Regions from separate parts of the Mus musculus genome. Here region 1 is linked to region 2. A link is a loop called in an ENCODE intact Hi-C map of the cell type or tissue named here. Cell type or tissue: heart. All regions are shown on one strand. Links, peaks and the distances in the headings refer to the core of each region. The heading gives the core; the rest is flanking DNA.

What was found. A loop is a pair of places that touch in the nucleus more often than their neighbours do. Peaks named below come from ENCODE experiments on the same cell type or tissue, not always from the same donor. Only the 100,000 strongest peaks of a DNase experiment are listed, where the experiment ranks them.
Region 1: it touches region 2 in a loop (4-fold over the local background); 30 of 42 quality-filtered maps call a loop at or near these places.

Annotation. Positions count from the first base shown.
Region 1 is chr9:121,294,088-121,302,087 of GRCm38, reverse strand. It overlaps a transcript of Trak1 not described here. Among named protein-coding and RNA genes, the nearest start is that of Gm34655, 20 kb to the right of the region's middle. In heart, for the core only: CTCF peaks have their summits at 969 and 1,645; DNase peaks (open chromatin) are centred at 767, 957, 3,237, 4,447 and 4 weaker places; H3K4me3 peaks cover 3,244 bases; H3K27ac peaks cover 3,096 bases; H3K27me3 peaks cover 457 bases.
Region 2 is chr9:121,350,093-121,360,434 of GRCm38, reverse strand. It overlaps a transcript of Trak1 not described here. Among named protein-coding and RNA genes, the nearest start is that of Trak1, 12 kb to the left of the region's middle. In heart, for the core only: CTCF peaks have their summits at 4,471, 5,445 (motif pointing right) and 8,174 (motif pointing right); DNase peaks (open chromatin) are centred at 1,784, 2,354, 4,474, 8,004 and 5 weaker places; H3K27ac peaks cover 4,209 bases.

The DNA.
Region 1 (8,000 bases), core at 1-8,000, 57 kb after region 2:
GTACAGTTCTCACATTCGGGGCTATCTCCAACTGACTCTCTCTCTCTTTTTTTTTTTTAATGTTAGTGTATGGATGATGTGCATATGTGTGTTCACGTGGGTACATGCGTGTGCATATGGAGGCCAGATGACGACCTCAAGGGTCATTCCTTAGAAACTGTCTGCCTCGCGTCTTGACACAAGGGTCTCTCACTAGTGTGGAGCTCAACAACTGAGCTGAACTGATTGGCCAGAGAGCCCCAGGGATCCATTTATCTATCCTGCCTCAGTGCCAGAATGACCCAGGTGACCCAAAATGACCCAGATGACCCAGAATGATCATCTGAGGCCACCACGCGTGGATGAAGCACGAGTCGCACTTTACTGATCTCAGCCATCTACTCATCCCTGATTCTTAAGAAAGACGAGAAGGAGAAGGAGAGAGAAGATGAGAGGAAGCAGAGAGACAGAGAGAAGCCAAGACTGAGCAGGGGGAAAGGTTGGTTTACAGTCTCCCGGACACACGCAGCACGGTCTAACTCGGCAATCCAGGTCATTTATATTGTGGTGGCTACTCTGACATCCCTAGTTATTCACAGTGTCCACTTCCGGCTTGGCACAACACTCTCTCTGGTGAACTCTCTTCTGCTCTTGAATGTCCTGATGCGCCAGACATCTAGAGCCCGAGGACGGCCTGGAAATGAGCCGCCTCTGGGCCTCTCAGGCTGGGAGTGTGCATGCATCACTCTCCAGGGTCAACGTAGGAAGGAAGACTGACACACAGGAGGCTAAGAATCCCATCCCTGACGGGGAGGTGAGTGGGGAAGGGCAAGCATGGTGGGAGATGGGGACCCCGAGAGGCCACGTTTTCAACCGTAAGCACAAAACAGGGAAGGAACCGGATGAAGTGGGACACAGAGCCCACCCCTAGTGACACATTTCCTCCTGCAAGGCCTCACTGAGTAAACTTCCCCAAACAGCACCACCACCTGGGAACCAGTGTGCAAATGCCTGAGCCTCCAGGGCACAGCTTTCAGGTGTTGGGGAAGGCAGGATGCATTTTCTGTAAGCCCTTCTCAATTCAGATGTTAAAGTACCTTTACTTCAAAGCAAGAAGAGTCCTGGCTGGGTGCAGTGGCTCTGGCCTGTGGTCCCTGCAGCGGGGAGGCTGAGGCTGGAGCACCTTGAGTCCAGGAGTGACAACTAGCTTAGAGCAACATAATGACATTCTCAAATAGCAAGCAGGACAAATCCACACAGTGTGCTGGCATATGCCTGTATCCCAGCCCTTGGGAGGTGGAGGCAGAGGGATTAGGAGTTCAAGATTAACCTTGGCTCCATAGCAAGTCTGCTGTCAGCCTGGACTGCACAAGACCCTCCCTACCCCTCAGACCCACCAAAAAAAAAAAAAAAAAAAAAAAAAAAAAAAAAAAAAACCCTGAATTCTATTTTCTGGTCTTCATCACAGTAATCATTAACTCAGAAAAGCATCAGAGGCCACGGCTAAGCTCCCAGACCCTCTGCCAACTTCTTGAGCCTTGAAGGCCACAGGAATGAATTAGAAGCATCAAGATAAGCCACTTTGCAGTGTGACACTGTTTATAGCCAGCAGCCACCTGAGAAGCCACTGCCCCCAGCAGTCAGAAAGCTGCACCTTGTAAAGTTCTTAGAACGATGAGGCCTTTGGAACAGGTGGCCTGGGAGCTTTCCGGCTGGCCCAAAGCCTGGACAAGGATTCTGAGATGCCCACACACCATCTCACCTGGTCTCTGGTGCACTAGCCGCAGCGCTCTAAGTAAGCAAGCTTCCCCATCAGCGGTGCCACACAGCCATTCAGAGAAAGCAAAGTCCGGCCTAGACCTTCAGATAAACGTGCTGGCGCTCACGTACACCACATGCTTAGACGGACCTTTTCAAGACTGAAAGCGACCCCCACTTGGATACCCACCCCCCAAGAGGGCAAGCTGGATCGAGGATCATTGTTCAGAAAGAAAGAAGACAGAGGCGGAGCCAGGACACTCATTCATCCCACCCGGCAGACTTAACCCCAGACGGCAAAGTGAAGTTGACGATCCCTGCGGCCCTTCCCGTGGAGACGGGTCTTCTAATATCTCTGAAAAAGAGCATCCTTTGTCCCTCCGTTTTCAAACACATGGGGCATAGGCTCAGCCTGGAGACGCCGGCCACTGCAATGTCCTCGAGTTTGTCAAGCTTGTAGGGCAGAGACCAAAAGTGCTTCAAAGGCCTGTGTGTGGAGGGCTCCATCTGGGGAGCCCTCAAGAAGGTGAGAGGGAAGACTCACCACTCTGTGGAGTTGACCTCTGACCTCTAGACATTGTCATACACACGGTAATAAGAGAAAACGAAAAAGGTCTGATTGTGTGTCTACAACCTATAGTGAGTTTAAAAGAGTGCCTCACCATCCAAGCCTCCCTTACGGAACCTGCCCGCTCACCCACTGTCTTATCAGATGCCTGGAGTAACTCAACAATTAGGCCTTTATAAAGTGCCCAAGCCTAGAGGAGCAGGAGGCCTGCTCTGCACCTGGGAGCTGGAGGTCAAGGTCGGGGAGCGCAGGTGGCTTGTGCCAGAACCATCCAGCAACGAAGAGGATGCCGGGTGTGCAAGACCAGAGGCAGCCTCAGACTGGTGAGAAAGAAGTCTTCATTCAACGGCTCACCGACAAACAGAGGCAGCCATTTGGAAACTGAAAGTTTGAAACCCCTTTCACTGTGAATCATGAGCCATGTCACTGTCAAAACCTGACTTGACACAGACTATAAACCTATAAAAGTTATCATTACCATAATATGTCTTAATTATTCCCACCAGGACTTTTCAAAAGTTACAACACTACAAGCTCAGTCAGACCTGAGAGCCCTCCATTGACCTATAAACTTTCATAGCAAACAAACTAACAAACAAAACCACTAACTCTGTATTCCTTCCATTGGTCCAGTTGAGTTTGAGGGACCAGGATACATGGGACAGGCAGGTAAGACTGGCTAAGGTAGGGGCAAGGTCACACAGTCTGCAGAGGCTGTGAATCTCATCTTTTCCACTCCAAGACCAGCGTCCTTACCTCAGGAGGGTGGAGCTCAGCTCTGCGCAGGAAATCAGACCCCAACCGTCCCAGGGGCATCAAACAGGAAATGGACCTGGTGCCTTGCCAAGCGGCCAACGGCAACCCAGCCCTTGGCAAACCCTTGGCAAACCTGCTATGCCTCCACCTGAGCGTTGAAAGTCAGTTTAGCATCCCCCTGGGCCCAGCTCTGATCTGCAGCTGTTTCTCCACTTGGCCTGGGCTTCTCTGTGAGCAAGCTGGAGTCAGAGGTCACAGAGGCTGCAGCCTTTAGTGAGAGACCAAAGGGGAAGGCAGCTGTCTGTCGCCCAGGTCCACCTCCACCTGTCATCTCCACCCCAACAGGGAGACCGCCCCACTGCACCCATGCGCGCGCGGGCTCACACACAAACACATACACACATACACAGGGGCGCTGGAGGCTGCTCAGAGCTCAAGCTGCCCTCCTCCCTCTTGACCGTTCTGGTAGTTAGAAATTGGAAAGGACCCTGTGCCTAGTCTGTTTCCTTATGGCTTCCTTCCACCTTCCCAAGACTAGAAAACCATGCAGGAAAAGAACATGTATCCTGGCTACCCTCTACAGACAGTACGGTCAACCTTACACAGAGTTTCAAAGTTTGCGAAGCAAATCGGGAAACAACAAGAAAAAACCCCCAGAGGCCTCAGCATCCATTCTTCTGCTCAAAGTGGGCAGTAAAAAGTCTGTCTGAGCAAGCACAGGCAACTGCTTCTAAGGCTGAGGCTTTGCTGGGGGAGCGCCAGGGAACTTAAAAAAATCTTCCCTTAACAAAACCGAAAATTTTGTTTGTCCTGACATTTGCTTTTTACCCTCAAGAGGCTGACCTTGGAGACGACACAGAATTGTACAACAGAAGTAAAAGAAGTGACCCAAAGTGAACTCCTTCACTCTCAAGGATAGAAAGGGGGGGTCCCTAGGCGCACGACGTCATTTACATGAAGTTCGGGCGGCGAGTGGGAATGTGGGTGCTGCGCGCGCTCCGGCCCCGGGCTCTCTGAAGGTCGCCAGACTGTCACCGAGGCTGCCGGGGCCCAGAACTGGAGTACATGCGGCGCGGCGGGACACGGTGCCCTTAGGGCACCTTTCCGGGTGTCCCGGATCCTGCAGGTGCCACCGGGGAGCAGCTGAGCCGGGGGCCCTCCCCAGCCGCAGGCCCGGAGCTCGAGCGACTTACCCGCAGGAGGCGCGGGGGCGGCGGGCGCGGTCCCGGGGCCGGTGTCGCTGCTCCGATTCGTTGTCGGCCCGGCCCCGGCCGCCAGTGGCTCACGTTCCCGGGACTGCGAGGCTCAGCGTAGGCGGGTGCCCGGCGATCCGGGATGCTCCGGGGCTCTTCACGCGCGTGTCACGGGCCGGGGGCGCGCGGGGGCGGGGGCCGAGTGGGCCCCGGGGTGGCGAGTGGGGGCGCGGCCGGGGACAGGGACGGGGCCGGGGATCGTGTCGCGGGCGCCGCAGCGCGGCCTCTCGCCATGGCTCCGCGCGGCCCAGCCTCGCGCCTCCCCTCGCGCTGCCGTCACCGCCCGACGCGCGCCGGGCCCTCCCCGTCCGTCCCCGCCCCGCCCCGCCCTCCTCGCCCGGCCGCCACCTGCGCGACAGTCCTCGAGCGCTACCGTCCTCGGTCCCCGCAGCGAGAGGCTCCGAGACCCCCAAAGCTCTGACCCACTTGGCACCCCGGAGCGTGCGCCGGGACCGCTCGCTGGGGCGGCTTGGGGACCCCACTGCCAGCGCTGTGGTCTTGGGGTATCAACCCCGGAGTCAAGCACAGAGTTAACGACGCAGGAGGGGGCCATGGACCAGCCATGAGGGCAATGCCATCAAATGAGGAGCTGGTGGAGGTGGCAGAAAGGACAAAGAAACCCTCCCGGAAGCAAATAACATGCAGACTGGTTAACATGGCCCAGCATACGCGGTCTGCCTACGGGTCACAGGGGACACTGGACGCACTTGGAGAGACCCAACCTGAACCGAAGATGAGGAGAAAATAAACCCCTCCAGACCCTCCACATTTCAGGACTAGATAGGAACTGAACAGGAAAATTGTCCAGGCAAAATCTTCCTTGAATGCTCACTGAGAGTTGGGGGAGGGGGGCATTGGTCACTAGATATTTGCTTGAGCTAGCCCATTTCTCCACAGACTTTCTCTCAGCGACACCTGGACAGGGGGAGTGAGAATGCCCATTCAAAGCACAGTAGGGGGGACACGTTGACCTCTGGTGAGAGGTGGGCATCGTCCTTAGAACCCTACTCTACCCGGTACTCCTAGGAGACTTAAGTTTCAGTAAACCCATTATGAGCTACATTTATTAAAGAGGGATGAGCTGTGTCCCAAAATCCCCATGCCATAAAAAACACACACATGAAACTTAAAGATATGAAACCTGTCGGGAATGGGAGGGCTGACTGACTGCGGCTAAATGGTGTGCCTTTGCTGCACTGGGTGGTGTGCAGAACATTCCAGCTGACCAGACTGAAATCTGCACTGTACGGCCTAAAATACTGGGTTGAATTTATTATGTGCAGTCAAGACTGTCATCATTAGGACTTAAGGGGCAAAAGCTTCAGATGATTTGGGAAGGAAGAGGCATCCTGATGGGAGCAAGGGAGAAACTGGATGGGCCAAACATTATCAACGAGTCTCAGTGCTGGGTTCTAGAGTATCTTTCTCTTGTCTTGTCTTGTCTTTTCTTGTCTTCTCTTCTCTTCTCTTCTCTTCTCTTCTCTTCTCTTCTCTTCTCTTCTCTCCTTTCCTTTTCTTCTTTTCTTTTTTTATGTGAGTACACTGTTGCTGTCTTCAGACACACCAGAAGAGGACATAGGATCCCATTACAGATGGTTGTGAGCCACCATGTGGTTGCTGGGAATTGAACTCAGGACCTCTGGAAGAGCAGTCAGTGCTCCTAACCGCTGAGCCATCTCTCCAGCCTCTAGAGTATCTTTTATGGGTTTGAAGTTCTTTCTAAATAGAAGAGTTCTCCAAAACATCAAATAAGAGCTGAGGCCAGGTGGACAGTGTGAGTGTGTGTCTGTGTGTGTGTCTGTGTCTCTGTGTGTGTCTGGGTCTCTGTGTGTGTCTGTGTCTGTGTGTGTGTGTGTGTCTCTGTGTGTGTCTGTGTCTCTGTGTGTCTGTGTGTGTGTGTCTGTCTGTGTGTGTCTGTCTGTGTGTCTGTGTCTGTGTGTCTCTGTGTGTGTCTGTGCGCACATGTGTGTGTGTACACCTATGTGCTTGTGAGTGTGTGTATGCACGTGTGTGCATGTGTGTTTGGAGAATGCCCATTGTATGTATGTGTACATGTCTGGGCGTGTACTCATGGCCCCACTGGGAGGCTAGGAGTTGACATTAGGTGTCTTCTATTGCTCTCCACCTTACTCTTTCTGCCTTGAGAATTTTATACATGTAAACAATGTACTATGGTTGTGCCCATTTCACACTTCCTACCCGACATGGCCACCCAGCACATTCCCCTCAGGACCTCATGTCTTTTCCCCCAGCAACCCAGTTAATGCATCGGGGCTGCTCTATGTCCTGGGTGTGAAGCATCCACTGGAGCATGGTACCATTTGCACTCCCCAGCAACTATCAACTGCCGGAGGCTCCTACATAAGGGGTGGGGCCTGGATTTAATCTGTCCCATCTCTGCCCACTTCTGTCCATCTTCGTCTTGTGCTGGTGACCAGAGCCGGTGCAAGTCCCTGTGAGTGACAGTCGTGCCACGTGCAGAAGACAATGTTTCACAGCCAGCCCCCTCTCCATCCTCCAGCTCTTACATCCTGTCTGCCCCTCTTCTGGGATGTCCCCTGAGCCTTGGAGGGTGGGGTCACTCACTGATGAAGCTAGACTGCCTAGCTAGCTAGCCTTCAGAATGAGCCCATCTCTGCCCTTCCCTGCCCCCAGCACTGTTATGACAGTCACATGCCATCATGCCTGACCTTTTAGGGAGTACTGGGATCTGGGCTCAGGTTATAGGTTTACATAGTCTACACTTGACCACTGAGAGTCATCTCTCAGCCCAGTTTTGGGTTTGAGGTGGTTGGGTGGTTTTGGATTTTAGAGACCATCTCATACAGCCCAAGCTGGCCTTGAAGTGGTCACTCTGCCCCTGCTTCCCAAGTGCTGGAGTTACAGATGCATACCACAGCAGCAGGTAACAAAACATTATATTTTTTATGATAGAATGTAAATGTGCAATTATATCAATGGGATTTCAGTCACACAGATTAAATCATCAGATATATGCCAGGTTTGATAGACTATGGCAGGCTGGCAGGATCTAGAACAAGCAATCTGAGAGGGACCAGCTTCAGTACCCAGTATTCAGTAGGAATGGTCCTGCATACAACCTGAAGTCTTAAAGGGGCAGGGGCAGATTGTCTGAGGTAAAACCAGTAGATCCAACGCCTTCTGGTTCTGGAAGTTAAGAACCGTCATCTGGCCTAATCCATCTCCTTTCCCTTGGGACGTGATCGCAGTTTGAGGTGTGGAACCAGGGCCCCCCTAGTTTTTTCCCACTGCCATTTCAGCCATTCCTGACTCCCCTTCACTGTAGGATGACTCTCTCTGTCAGGAATCCCACAGCCACCACGCCTGACTGGGATCCAGGGTAGCACCCTGCTCGACCCTCATCAGAGAAGGTCCTTCTTGCAGTGGATGGAAACTAACACGGAGACCATAGCTGGACAGTGTGCAGAGAGCAAGAGACTTCAGAGCACTCGGTCCTGCGTGGGATTTCTGTGTCATATCCTCTCCTGGAGGCTCAAGGGTTTGTGTGACAGAGAAGGGGAGAGAGATTGTTAAGAGCCAGCATGATGGGTGGCTCTGAGGAAACGGTGTCTTCCAGACATGATGGGACTGGTGTACATATGAGCTCACGGAGACCGTGGCAGGAAGCACAAGACCTGCACAGGCTCAAGCCTGAAACAGTCCCG
Region 2 (10,342 bases), core at 1,130-9,129:
AGAGCATACACCAGGGGGAGGAGCATACACCAGGGGGAGGCGTGCACACCAGGGGGAGGAGTGCACACCAGGGGGGAGTGCACACCAGGGGGAGGAGCACACCAGGGGGAAGAGCACACACACACACACACACACACACACACACACACACACACACACACACGGGGGGGGGGGGGTGCACACCCCAGGGGGTGAAGGCGCAAAGGCACAAATGTCCCTTTCTGTTCTAGAATATCATACAATGGATTTCTCCATTTCTCTGGTTTCTGCTCCCTCAACTCCAAACTTTACCTCAGAGAAACCTCTTTTTTTTGTTTCGTTTTTTTCTTTTTCAAGACAGGGTTTCTCTGTGTATCCCTGGCTGTCCTGGAACTCACTCTGTAGATCAAGCTGGCCTCGAACTCAGAAATCCACCTACCTCTGCCTCCCAAGTGCTGGGATTAAAGGTGTTGCCACCACTGCCAGGACAGAAAAAAAACCTCTTATGTTTTTGTAGCCAATATCTGTTTCCTGTGTTTTCTGTCCATTTCCCTCCTAACCTTCACTGGGGTGAAGTCTCCCCTCAGCTACCACCTCCTGGCTGGAGCCCTGGGCTTCTCAGGGGTCTCTACAATGTAGGGGTGCCACCTGCATTTGTGAAGCCATGGGCATAAGGACAGGAGGTGGTCCCAATCTGAGAGTGTGGAAAGGCCCAGAGTCGCCTGGGCATAAGCACAAGAGGCTGAACACACAGAGCCTGTGTTCTCCTTTCTAGTTTAGGAACAAGCTCCTAAGAAGGCCAGCCAGTCTTCAGGCTGGGCATGGAGGGCAGTCACTGGAAGCCCTGGTTCCATATGGGATATGCATATGCCTGGGATGAGGCAGGATCATGACAGGGGAAATGGAGGGACAAGGGTAGAGGAACAGTCCTTCACCCTGGGATCTAGGTCACCCTTCCTGCAGGCTAGGCCAGGAAACCTCAGCACAGTCAGCCGAAAAGGCCAAAATCACCAGCGATAACATGTGTCTCCCTAAAGACACCTCAGACAGGGACACTGAAATGAACAAGCTGTGCTGACTTTGGGCCATGGTGTGTCTGTGACCTTTGTTTGCCCTCCTGTCACCCTGAATCTAAACAACATGCTCCCTAAGACCACCTTACAGTTCCAGTTACAACTGGAGGCTTTTAAGGGAAGTAAGCCAGTTCATAGAGGTTTTACATACTTTTCATACTTGGCTTCATCTTTAAACCTCGTTGTAAACTGAATCCTTTGAATAACATAAACACACACACATACACACACACACAAAATGTAAAGACACCTAGGTGTAGCTTTCTTGGGAAGTTTACAGCTATGTATATATATGTATATATTCATTCACACATACACACACATAAAGGTGTGTGTGTATATATATATATATATATATATATATATATATATATATGAATTATAAAGGCATGCTTTTCCTAAGCACATTGCTCCCATCTCCCTCCCTCCCCCCTCCCCTCCCCCTCCCTTCCCCTTCTCCTCCCCCCCCCCCATCCCATTTCATTTTTCCCTTGAAGCGTATGTTCTCTCTGATTCCTTCACTTGCTTCACCCTGATTCATGCTCAGATTCCTTTCTGCTAAGTAGCCAGGAACCTGACTTTATCTCAGCGGATGTCCCTGGGGGTACTGGACTCTTGGGGCCTCCAGCAGCAATGCTGGCTGTGTCTGCAGCTGACAAAGGGACTGTGTGGGGTGCTGGTGCCTCCCTCTCCACCATGACAAACCTTCGGTTGCCACTGTTACTGTCAGCTGCTCAGAAGGTGCTGAGGCTAACTTGTACTATTTTAAAGTCCAGGCAACCCTGGCACGGCCAGGACTGGAAGCTGAGCTACTGCCCGGAATGGAAGGTGTGGCCTTGTTTAAGGCTCGTAACTTACACGAAGCGAGCAGCATTAGCATCTGCTTTCCTCGGGAGAATCTGGGCTCAGGGAAGCCAAACAACCTGGCCAGAAGCATAGCCTTGCTTGAATGGCTCCAGATATGTTACTGCTCAGGGTGAGTGGTGCTGGACTTAAGGAGAGTCAGGCACACCATGTGGCCACTCACGACAAACCATTCCCTCCACCCTGGATCTATAAGATGGCATTCCCACCATAGCAGAATCAAAGGAACTCCATGAAGACACACGGGCCTACACCTGTCCAGTCAGCAGAGATGTGGGGCTCCAGTAGCCAAAGCCTCCCAAAACTCCCCATCTTAGCGCTCTCTGACCTTCGATGCCCTTCCTGTCACTCCCATGAGTCCACTGGCTCTATAACAAGTGGCTAGTGGGAGCTGCATGCCAACACTGAACAGTGGAACAGGAGATGAGTTTCAGCCAGGTGGGGTAAAGAGCACCGTGGCCAAGAAGTCAACAACCAACAAGCCGCTCGCGCTACCCAAGATTCACTCCAGGGTCACTCCAGGATAGAACCATCCTCTTGATGAGAGGGTGTAGAAAGGCGTGGGGAATTCAGGGGTGCATTCACGGTTCATCCTGAGTCACTGCAGGTGGGGGGCTAACAAGAGTTTCTCTTCAGGAAACGTCAGCCTGTGCAGACACCACCAAGGTTAACAGCACCTTGGCGGGGCATCCTGTAACCAAGTTGTGAGGACCCCCACATCAGATGACACCCTCTGAACGTCAACGTGGCTGGCGGGTGCCCTGCTGCAGGCCTGTCCTGTAATCCCAGCACCTAGAGAACGGAAGCAGGAGGATAAACTGGAGCCCGGCTTGGGTCACACACAGCAAAGCTCTACCTAGAGAACAGAGCTACTGATCTAGCTCAGTAGGTAGAGGACTTGCCCACCATTGCCAGAGTCCTGGTCCTCTGTTCCCCAACCCCCACCATACACACACAGAAGCAGGGATGCGAGGGAGAGAGGAAGGGAGAGAAAGAAGGTTGAAGCATCATCATGGTAACCGAGGCACAGAAATGGAGATGACAGTTTCAGTAACCGTTCCTGGAGCTGTTGTGACTTCTTATGACTGTTGTGAGGGTCCCTGGGTCCCTTGAAGGAACAAAGGAGGACAGCAGAGGTCAGGTGGACACTGTTACAGGTTCTGCTAGGAGGACTTCAGGACAGCCTTGCACAGGGACAGACAGCCACGCGCAGCAGCTGTCCTGAGTGCCTTGCCCCACCCTTACACCAGAGATTCCAGGCTCTGGCTGGCCTGGAATCCATAATCCCCTTGTCTCAGCCCTCCGAGTGCTGAGGTGGCAGGCCTACACCACCACACCAGGCTCAATGCCATTTATTTATCTCCTGTGAAGGGACAGGAAAGGTCTCTTGCTGAACTTAGAGCTCATCATTGCAGCTAGACTGGGTAGCCAGAGACTGCCAGGAATCCATCTGTGGCTGGCTCTCACATGGGCTCTGTGAATCTGAACTCAGGGCCTCATGACAATCAGAGAACACTACTGGGCTCCCCAGCACCTCGAAGCAGTTATTTTTAAATTATGCATGTGTGTGTACATGGTTTTGTGTAGAAACACATGTGTGCATACATGTGGAGGTCAGGGGTCAATTCTGGGTGTCGTCCTGAGAAATGCCACCTGCCTCCTTGACATGGAGTCTCTTTCACCGACTTGGAGCTTGTGGTGCGGCTGGCTGGCCGCCCCACTGTCTACTGTCTCCGTCTCCCTGGGTTGGGACTGGAATACCATGCCACCATATATACCCAGCTTTTGTACCTGGTTTCTGGTGATCAAACTCTGGTCCTCAAGTGTGTATGGCATGCACTTTGCTGGCTGGGTCACCTCCCCAGCCCTTAGTGCCACCTTAAAGCCATGCCTTCTTCTAGCTCTGGAGAGCCTACCTCCCCCAATAATAACACAACCAACATCACTTAAAGAAAGTTCTGGGCTGAAGAGATGGCTCAATGGTTAAGAGCGCTGACTGCTCTGCCAGAGGTCCTGAGTTCAATTCCCACAACCACATGGTGGCTCACAACCATCTGTAATGAGATCCAATGCCCTCTTCTGGTGTGTCTGAAGAGAGCTGCAGTATACTAATATAAATAAAAAACAAACAAACAAACAAACAAACAAACAAATAAATAAAAAGAAAGTTCCCCAAACTCAAGAATAACAAAGGAATGACTGTGGCCCAATCCAACCCAGGCCAGACCCCTTTAGATCCTTCTGTAGCAAAGAAGCAATGTCCCCAACACACACGGTGACACCGGACAGGCCCGCAAAGTAAGGAAGGCTGATCCACTGATGCATCAAGGTTTCATGAATGAGAGGCGCTGTCACATGACCAACCCCCATGTCCAAGAATAATTCTGTTGCAGCTGAGAGGCAGCCCAGCCTCGACTCTGTCTCCTAGAATTAGGGAGAAAATGAGACCAGACCCAGAGCAGCTCAGCCTTACGTAACAGTCCCAACCCTCTTTTAGCTGTAGCAGCAGATTTTTTAAAGCACCATAAATAGCTCCCTCTCCTGCAGGGAGGCCATCCAGCCACAGAGCCTGAGGCAGCCAGCTTCTCCTCTTTCTTCTGCAGTGGAACCTTCACAAGCCTTCCAACACCTAGCAAGGTTAGTGAGGCAAGCGTGCCTGGCCCAGGACAGACATGTGTCACTGACCCCTAGAAGCTAGGCAGGAGATTCAAACTTTGGCCATTGACCGCCAAGAGTCAGCACTCACAGACTGGCACAGGCAGCAGAGACTACATTCGGGGACCCCACAGAGGGGCTTCTCTTGCAAGGTGGCACTGTGGGGGACAAGAGTAGCCGTCAGACATTTAATCCTGCCAATCGAGGGGCACAAGGCCAGCCTGGCAGGCAGCAGGAGGGAGGAGGTTTACAAGGCCCAGCAAAGTGATACTATGCCAGGCCCAACTGCAAGCTGCGTACAGAAAGCCACATCCTAAACCCTTCACATCCCAGGATTGGAGGAGGAACCTGGAGGCTGGCCAGAGCTGGGAGGGAGATGGCAAGAATGACTACCTCGTCCACAGATCCCTGCAAAGTGCTCATGGAATTCCTGAGATGCTAGGCTGGAAAGCCCTTACCTTGAAAACAAAAGTTCTGCCCAAGAAGGGCTCAGGGACCTGGGCTGCGGAATACTGCAGTCTACCTAGTAGGAATCATTTTTTGGAAGGGACACTGCATCCCTGGGGAGGATGCAGGCCAAGATCTACGGGAGGCTGGCATGGCAGGGAGGGGGTGTCACATCGGCCCTCTGAATATGGGCCTAAAGTTAATCATCAACCACACCCAGTGGCTACTTAGCCTCAAGTCCCAGGACAAAAGAATCAACTCCAAAGGGTGGACACCTAGGATCATGGGGTGGGGCTAGGAGAGGGTAGGAGCAGATGTCCATGGTGCAGCCTTTAATGTACTCAAACTATCAACAACAACAACAACACAAGGGCCCTACCAACAAAAAAGGGCATACAGGCTGCATGCATCATGTCATGACTGGGTTCTGCCAGGTGGGGGCACTGCCAACCCTAATTAATTCACAGCAGCCAGAGGATGGCAAGCCCATTCATTCTCTTCCCATTGGCTGTAGGGGGAAAAACTGAGGTTTGAAGTCATAAGTTCTATAGCCCAGGGAGGGCAAGAGGGTTCGGCAGATAAAGGAGCTTGCTGCCAAGCCTGAAGACCTGAGTTCAATCCCTTGAACCCATATGGTAGAAGGAGAGAAGAGATTCCTCCAAGTTGTCCTGAGTGTACTACACACAAAGACACACACATGCGCACCAGCACATGTGTACTACAAAAGTGTGCATGTGTGCTTAGTAAATTTTTTTAAAATCACTAATAAAACCATAGCCTGAGGTGTATCCAGGAAACGTCAAGTATCTCATTCCTCCTTACAGTGTGTGTAGGATCTTAGCTTTTCAGAACATGCTGGGACAACAAAAAGAACCACTGTACGAGGAAAACAGCTTTCTCAAGTGAGCACGTGCAAGGAAATTATGATCTTCTCACACCCAAAAGCTAAAGGCAAACAGTATAAAACGTTGCTAAAGCTGATTCAACGACAGAAGTTACCAGGAAAAATTATATAGGCTGGCAAGACGGCTCAGCTCACAGAGGACCTGTGGCAGAGCCTCATGGCCTGGGACTATATTGGAGAAGAGAAGCAAGTCCCACGAGTTGGTCTATGAGCTCCACACATGTCACATGCTCTGCATGCTCCCTCCACACATAGATGCACACACAAGAAAATAAATAAATAAGCAAGCAGGCTTTAGGTTACCGGGAAAATGGCAATGATAATCAGAACCGTCACCCTGGCATCTTTCCATTCCTAACTGACCTGTGCTGCTCACTTCAGTGATGTTCAGGAACTTAGATCAAAGCAATCCCAAAGGGATAGAGAGAGAGTTCCATCAGTTAAGAGCACTGGCTGCTCTTCCAGAGAACCTGGGTGTGATAGTTTGTATAAGTTCAGTCCAGGGAGTGGTACTATTAGAAGGTGTATCCCCATTGGAGTAGGTGTGGCCTTTTTTGTTGGAGTAGGTGTGTCACTGTGGGTGTGGACTTTAAGACCCTCATTTAAACTGCCTGGAAGACAGTATTCTGCTAGCAGCCTTCAGATGAAGATGTAGAACTCTCAGCTCCTCCTACTCCATGCCTGCCTGGATGCTGTCATGTTCCCACCTTGATGATAATGGACTGAACCTCTGAACCTGTAAGCCAGCCCCAATTAAACATTGTCCAAAGAGTAGCCTTGGTCATGATGTCTGTTCACAGCAGTAAAACCCTAACTAAGACAAAGGTGACTGCCTGTAACTCCAGTCTCAGTGAAGAGACCCTCTTCTGATCTCCAAGGCCATCACATGCACACATGCATATGCACACATGCACACACACAATATACAAACACACATACATACATACATACATACATACAAACAAAGCACTCATATACATAAAATAAGTCTTACAAAATTTAAAAGTAATTCCACAGCTAGTTGTTCTCTAAGGAAAAGCAGAAGTTCGTTCTAAGACCTAACTTTCCTCGAAGCACATATGAAGACAGAGAAACCTGTTATCTATTACAGATGTCAATTAAATAAGACACAGTCGGGCCACACAACACAACTTGTCCCCCTCATTCCTGTGCCTTACGATAGCAACACAGAGAAACTGGGTCACCAAGAACAGATGTCAAACACGGGCTCAGTGTGAAATCACAGCTCACAACCCATTGCAGGGCATGGTGTGTCTATCTGCATTAGAAGATGCAGAACTTCGCCACACGCACCACCAGGTCAGAGCCTCTCTCAACCCTCATCTGAGATGCTTCTATCTGCAGCAGGCAGGGATTAACACAGGGACACAACTACCCAGAGAATAAGAGACTGTTGAGAGCTCAGCCCTAAGAGAACACATATATGGCACACATACCCCAGTATCCAAGGCGTAGGGTCGCTGGGGAGCTGGAAGAATGTGCCAGCCAAAAGCAGTGTGGCTACAAGTCAGTCTCCGGATACGGCATGCAAATGGACTTGTGAGCTCACGGCAGTGGAAGAAACATGTACAAACCTACACAAGTCCAAGCCGGACAACATCCCAGCACGGAGAGGGGAGTCGGGCACATGATCCCACCCCTTAGCCACAGAGCTATTAGCAACTGCTAGCTGCTGGGAGTTGGGGGGGATAGGTTTCTCTAATTGTTTCGCTCTTGTTAAGTTGACTATGTGCCCAATGGAAGACCACACACCTCAGCTGGTTGGGTAGCACAAAGTAATCTTGAAGGTTTTTATAAAAAAAGCATCAAGTTGGGTGGGCTAGGAAGGGTCACTGTGATCACAACAGGCTGCATGAAAATCTCAAAGAACTAACACTTAGTAAAACCTAAATGGTGTAACTCACCATCTGCCAGGCAGAGTTACATCACCACTATCCCCGCCCACAGAGCCCCACGCGGCGGCCTCTGTGACCCTTCCTTATTATTGGCAGCTTCCAACCCCACACTTCAGCCCATTCCTCTCTCCTGCTGAGTCACCTGACTTGTCTACACCCACACCATCCCAACAACCTGGCCGTGAGCAGGGCTCCTCTCCGAGGGCACGGGACGCACACTAATTTCCCAAGGTGTTTCCTCTCAGTGCTAAGCACTAATCCCAGGGAAGCCACTGAACCTAGTTCCTCTCGACAAAGCAAGGAGCAGTAATGATGCCAAACAGTAGGGGGCGCTACGAGGACTAAGTGAGATAAGTATACAGTAGGTGCTCCATAAATGACAGCTTTGCAGTTACCCCAGAGATAAAACCCTCACAAGGCAGAGGGAAAACAGAACCTGAGGGGAAAACAGACCATGATATTTTAATGGGCATTTTCCTAAAATCAGGGACTACAGACTTCAGAGAGCTCTGTATGAAACAGCTAAGAGTGGGTTATATAAGGCTCGCTTCCATCCGATTAGGTCGCCATTGGACCCTCAGAGCTTAGAACACAGTAAACTCAATGTTTATAGAACAACTTCAGTGATTCATCCTTATGCCTGCCCCTGTGGAAAAAGAGACACCCTGGCCTCCCTGCCTTACCAGAGTGTGACAGGTCAATTACAATCCCAGCAATCAATGGTGCATACATTGTCACAGCAGGAAATGTCCGAGGGGCTTCCTGAGTAACAGGCTTGCTACCTCCACACTCAACTCCTCACAGAATTCTACACAATTCAAGACTTGAAAACAGGAGGGAGAGAGGGAGGGAGGGAGAGTCCCCCACATAGCTATCCCAAAGGGACTGCGAGTTTGTTTTAAAACTCATATCTATTTGCACATTGGCCCTCAATGTGCCTGAACTACAGTGGAATCCCAGCCTGGTGTTTTTCAAAACAGATTCCACAGCTATGGAAACACAAGTTGCCCTCAGCTATGACTTCAGTGTCGGATACAGAGAGAGGAAGCAACCCAACGTAGCTACACCACCTTCCCACAGACAGTGGACACCCAGTAAACTACGCCTCCCCCGCTGAGCACACAGACCCCTTACCTCTCTGATTTATAGGCAAACACCACACAAAAGTTCCCCTGGTGAGTGTGTGGTGGTTGGGTGTGGAGATAATTATCTTCCTGATCTACTAGCTCTAAATGAAGCCCCTGGAGAAGCCAGGAAGCCTTCTCCGTGGATTGCAGGAACAGATTCTGGACTTGATCCTGCCTGATGGCAAAGGAGGAACATTCGAGAGCCCCCATCAAAGGTGTCCTGGAAGAAGGCGAGCCAGCAGCTTCGGGTTTTTCAGCCACTTTCAGCATTTTATCTAAAGCAGAGCTTGGGACCATTCAGAAACCCTGAACCTCGGCACAGGAAAACCCAGGAAACAGGCAAAGACTGAGGCTTCCAAGGGCAAAGGAGGCACCAGGCTCAGCTCAGTCCCCAGGAAGAAATTACTTTCTTACTGAGATGAGCAGCAGGGCTAGGGACCAACAGCTCAGACCCACACAGTAAACAGTGGCCCTCTGGCCTCAATCACACACTTCCAGGACAGCGTGATTGCCTTGGGGTGTGCAGTCTGAGCCAGCACAGAACAGACTATGGTGAGCTAGGAAAAAAAAAAAAAAAAAAAAAAAAAAAAAACGGCAGGGAGAAACAATGTTTCAATGGAAAGGAGGGATGCTGAGCAGGGAGGACTTAGTCATCCCTAGGCAAGAGTGCTCCTGGCACAAGCACTCCCCAGACATCAGACAGGGAGCCGCCCACTCTGACCCCTGCTCAGAGAAACTGCAGCCACACTCAGCTGCTCAGTTTTTACAAACCCAGATGCTCTACCCCCACACCTCCATGAAATGCTAAATGTTGAAGATGAAGAACTTAGGGCTTGGGATGCAGCTCTGTGGCAGAGCAGTAGCCCAGCCCTGAGGCTCTGGGTTCAATGTCCAGCACTGGAACAACTGGACTTGGTGGCGCACACCTACCATCCCAGGACTAGAGAGGTGGGGGGCAGGAAGATCAAGAGTTCAAGGTCATCCTCCGCTAAAGAGCAGGGGCCAGCTTGGGCTACATGAAAACATGTCTCAAGAAACGAAAAACAAGACAGAAGAAGAAGAGGAGAAGGAGGAGGAAGTAGTAGTAGTAACAATCCACAGATACAACCACGGACCTGGAAACACAGAGATAAAACAAAGTAGCACAGATGGCAAGGTCCTTTAATGTCCGTGAACAATAGCCAGGTAGAAGATACATGAAAAAATTAAATTCTGCATGTTACTACCAAATTAAGATACTAAGAAGCAGAATGAGATATGTTAATAAATAAAAAGGCAGAAAACTTTGGACCTAGTGGTGCATGCTTTCAATCCCAGCACTTGGGAGGCAGAGGCAGGTGGATTTCTGAGTTCAAGGCCAGCCTGGTCTACAGAGTG